Regions from separate parts of the Homo sapiens genome. Here region 2 is linked to region 1. The links are chromatin loops, found by intact Hi-C in ENCODE. Cell type or tissue: sigmoid colon. All regions are shown on one strand.

The links. Hi-C counts contacts between places; a loop is a spot of excess contacts. Peaks named below come from ENCODE experiments on the same cell type or tissue, not always from the same donor. Only the 100,000 strongest peaks of a DNase experiment are listed, where the experiment ranks them.
Region 2: a loop joins it to region 1, with 10 times the contacts of the local background. A loop is called at or near these places in 40 of 110 quality-filtered maps.

The regions. Positions count from the first base shown.
Region 1 is chr10:80,923,274-80,925,773 of GRCh38, reverse strand. No RefSeq gene overlaps it. Among named protein-coding and RNA genes, the nearest start is that of LINC02655, 270 kb to the right of the region's middle. In sigmoid colon, a CTCF peak has its summit at 1,245 (motif pointing right); no DNase peak of the experiment used is centred here.
Region 2 is chr10:80,387,019-80,389,518 of GRCh38, reverse strand. No RefSeq gene overlaps it. Among named protein-coding and RNA genes, the nearest start is that of PRXL2A, 20 kb to the left of the region's middle. In sigmoid colon, no CTCF peak of the experiment used is centred here; a DNase peak (open chromatin) is centred at 1,038.

The DNA of each region.
Region 1 (2,500 bases):
GACCTTGGGTAACTGAAACCACAAAAAGCAAAATGGTGGATAAGGAGTGACTATGTATAAAGACAATCAAGAGTAATATGGACATCCTAACATGCCACAGACCTTACTGTGCATCAATTTTACATATGCATAAAACATCATCACACCTATTAATATTTCCCTTGAGTCTGATACCAACGAATGCCATAGAAAAGTAAATTTTCCCATCTTACCATTCAACTGAGCTCAGAGTCAATGGACGATTCATCCAAGGTCAGCCTGCTAGGAAGTGACAGAATCACAGTCAGATCTTAGTTTGATATCAAGCCCAGTTCTCTTTCCACAGCACCAGATATGAACTTTTATAATGTGTTGTTCATACAGCTTTCTCATCTCTCATTCCTAACATTCCTACAGTGAACACTTTTTGGAAACCCAAGTCTTTTAAATTATCTGTATTTTAGGGCCTAGGGCCTTAACTTAGTCAAAGATTCTTGTTCTCCCTATCCTGTGTAAATATTGTGATTCAACATGCCATGCTCTCACCAACATCTACAGTAGTTCCACACATTTGTTTATCTACCTAAGATTCCTGCCCTTAAAATCTTCCTCCTTAGATCAACGCAATCTTTCCTTCCCTGGTTGTCCTTCTGGGTGTCTGTAGACCTACAGAAAAGCACATGATGTATGAATTGTTATTTACAGTCTCCGTCCTCATTGAAAATCTCTGTGTCACTCAGCAATCCATATCAGGGCTTATATTGTTCTCACTCTCTATTGCTTAACTCTTCAAAATTTCTCTCACTTTCTAGGCACTTTTCAACTCACTACCATCAGGGCTCTGTCCTGATTATTCCACTGAAACTGCTCCTGCAAGGAGCCCCTAATATCCAAATACAGTAAATTGGCTTCAGGTCTAGCCTTTTTTGACCTCTCTGTGGAACTAAAACTAGACCATTCTTTTTTTCTTGAAATTGCTTCTTTCCTTTATAGTACTCCCAGCTTGCTGTCTTATTTCCTTCTTAGTAATTTCTTTTCAAGCTTCTTATCTTGTTCCCGGATGTTATGTAATGACATCTCCTGAGGAATCTGTAAGGTTTTCATCCTTGACCTCCTCTTCATACTCTATACGGTCTTCCTCAGAAAAATCACCCACTCCTTTGACATCAAATATCCGACATATACCAACAAAGCTTTCATGGATCTCTGTAATTATGGAGTTTGGGGAATTGTGGAACTGATCAAGGAAAAAGATATGACCACGAGGTGGCAGTAGCACGCACATGCTTTATTTGGCTGATGTGTCTGAAACATCAGCCCCTGCAGCATGAGACCATGGGTAGGAGGGCAAGGGAACTCTTAGGGAAAAGGAGTATCGGAGAGGGGTTTACATGTCTAGTTTCTGTCTCGCAGTAGCAAGGCATGAAGTCTTTGGGTCAGAGAGCTCCAAGTGGCAGTAGCAACTTGGGGTATTAAATACCCAGGGTTTTATTCTATCTATAGCTAGCAGATGTTAGATGCAGTTTTGTGGGGTATGCAAAGCAGGCAGGCTCCAAATGGCTAAAAATCTGCTTGTTTGAGCTATATTTAAAACAATTGGGTGTGTAGCAATTTGAGTTTTGGACTAGTATGCTTTTGAGCTAATAGGTCTTAGCCTGCCATGAAGAAATAAACAACCTAGGGACTAACATACAGAGGGCATCATGGGTCATTTATATAGTAGTTGGTCAGATTTCTGGCTGAACCTCAGGAAGCTCAAAACTAAACCCAATATATTTCTACTAAATGTAGTTTCTTTTCCTCTTATTCTATCAGAAATATAATATATTGTGCCATTGAGACTAAAGTACTCCTCCTTCCTGTCTTTCGTGCACTTTAATCCATGACCATTTTACTGATTGTACTCTCTTCACATCTTTTACTCTCTCATACATTATTTCATTCCTCAGTGGTTTGGATTATGGCTTCTCTGTATCTTGCCTAGGTTATTATCACTGTCTCTGAAATAATCCTCTTCTCCCTTGTCCTGCTATTGCCTGGTACATTCTTTGCACTACCATTGAGATAATTTTTCTGAAACTCAAATGTGATGTTACTTGCCCGGTTAAAACTTTTTTAACTCTCCGTGATGTAGAAGAGGTGTTGGCAAACTATGACCTCTAGGCCAAACCCAGCCTTCCACCTGGTTTTGTAAATAAAGTAGTTTTATTAGAACACAGACACTCCCATTCATTTGTATATTGTCTATGGCTGCCTTCGTGCTACCACAGCTGAGCTGAGCAGTGGCAAATAAGACCACATGGCTCACAAAGTCCAAACTAGTTGCCCCCAGCCACTTACAGAGAAAGTTTGTCAACCCCTGGTCTAACTGTAAAGTTTGGAAGCTTGGCACGACATACAGGACCATTCAGGAGGTAGCCACTTTACATCTTAGTTTTATCCTAGCCCATATTCCCCACTGCTACTCTAAATCGCACCCATATGGAACTACTGGTAGTTTCCAGAATGTACCACGATACTT
Region 2 (2,500 bases), 540 kb after region 1:
CTCAGTGGCTAGGTACTAAATGGTTATAACTATTAACTTAATTGTTATAATAGTTAATTGTTGTAATAGTTAAGACTGTAACTACCAATGACCACATGCTCATGATCTGCCTTGTACCATGCTAAGTGCTTTACATACATTATCTGCCAGCCTTACATCAGTTCTGTAAGGAAAGCATTACTATCCTCTTAAAGAGGAGAACTGGAGGCTTAAAGAGATTAGTGACTTGGTCAAGGTCGTAGAGCAAGGAAAAGGTAGAGTTGGAGTTTTAATTCAGTCTCCATCCGAATGAAGAGATGTGTGGGTGGCCATGTGAAACACATACGGAGCATCACTGCATTTGCGCAATTTCCACCTCAAATCTGAACCTGGTCATGCAAGCCTGAAGACAGCTGGCTTCCCCGAGACAGCCTAGCCCAGCATCATAATGTGGGCTGCTGTCAGTTAGACCCAGTCTGGGGCTGCCAAATTAATGAGCCCCTAGACTATCCAAGATGATCTGCACAGTGGCTTCTGTTCTTTCCCTGGCTTCATCTTTATAGCTGTCCTCAGTGAGATGAGCACTGAAGAAGAATTAAATAAGGCCATGAGCACATCAACAATGAGAATGGTCAATATCACCTATGCTGAGGCTTTACCTGGGGCCAGAGGCCAGGATTTGTCCAGAAAATTTGTACCTTTAGGGTGCCAGCAAGGTGGAGAACTTGTCCTTGTCTGCACCCTATTTCATCTGACTTGCTCTAAACCCTTCATCAGAACCTGAACCAGAGCTGAGGTTCACATGGATAATCTCTCCCTTGAGGCAGAGTTAACTCTCTTCGGCCTACAGACAGCAAAGGAGAATGATATTCAATGGAAAAATTCAATGTTCTCAGGCTACTCAAAACTTCCTGTTAAAAAAGAAAAAAACTATGCAAAAAAAACTTCCTGTGATTTGTCTATGATTTCTTATTTTAAGGATGAAAAAAATAAAACCCAGGGAGAGTAAGCACTTCCCCAAAGTCACCAGCAATCTCCTGCTAGAGCCAGGCTACTGCTGAGGTCTCCTGGCTCCCTGCCCAGAGCTCTAGTCACCATAACACACTTGCTTAGCTTTAAACTCAATTTGCTTATTTGAGGCAAAACTAAAAGAAGACACAATTTCTTTTTGTTGTTATTGTTTTTGAGACACAGTCTTGCTCTGTTGCCCAGGCTGGAGTGCAGTGGCACGATCTTGGCTCCCTGCAACCTCTCTCTCCTGGGTTCAAGCAATTCTCCTGTCTCAGCCCCTCGAGTAGCTGGAGTTACAGGCATGCGCCACCACACCCAGCTAATTTTTGTATTTTTTTTTTTAGTAGAGATGAGGTTTCGCCATGTTGGTCAGACTGGTCTTGAGCTCCTGACCTCAGGTGATCTGCCCACCTTGGCCTTCCAAAGTGCTGGGATTACAGGCATGAGCCACCGTGCCCAGCCAGAAGGCACAATTTCAAAGTCTCTGAATATATTTGAGCATTTCCATAGACAGATGGCTCCTCCAGCCTCTCCCTTTGCATTACGAGTTTGAGGCTGCTTGGTGGAATGAAGAAAGGATTGACTTTGAAGCCGGCTGGGCCCTTTCAAAGCCTTGGGCTTTGACTCTTGGCAAAATCACTTTCTCTCTCTAGCCCTAGGACTGTTGTCTGTAAAATGGTACCATTACCTGCCTGGCAGGGCTGTTGTGTTCCTGCTTATTTTTGGAGCTCAATTCTAATGTCACTTTCAGTGTTCCCTGACCTTCTATCTAAAGTGGTCTCTCTAGAGGACTTCTGATTTCAATTCTGATATATGAAAAGGTTAGAAGCGCTCTCATCCTTACAAGAAAAATACGGGAAACTGGAAAATCAATGACTTTCTCTGGATCTATCAGAAAACTGGGTTTGGAGGCCAAATCTCCATCTGGGTTCTGGAGAGAAAGGCTCTTCCAAGAAGTCCAGCTGAGATCTCCTTACCTGGAGCAGAAGCCAGCTCAGTGATGCCTCAGAACGGATGGTCCGAACTTACAATGGTTCAACTTACAATTTTTTGATTTTATAATGGTGTGAAAATGACACACATTCAGTAGAAACCATACTTTGAATTTTGATCTTTTCTAGGGCCAGTGATATGTGGCACAATGCTCTCTTGCAGTGCTGGGCTAATGTAAGTGTTCTGAACATACTTAAAGTAGTGTAGGCTAAGTTGTGATGTTTGGTAGATTAGATGTATAAAATACATCTTCAACTTACGATATTTTCAACTGATGATGGGTTTATTGGGACATAACGGCATCATGAGTCCAGAAGCATCTGTAGTAATTCTGATGAATTACTGCAGGTAGTGTGTGGATTAGTGTGAGAAGGACAAACATCTACAGCTGCAGTCTTAGTGGTGGCCCCCACACTTTTTTTTTTTCCTCTGAGACGGAGTCTTGCTCTGTCACCCAGGCTGGAGTGCAGTGGCGCGATCTCGGCTCACTGCAAGCTCCGCCTCCCGGGTTCACGCC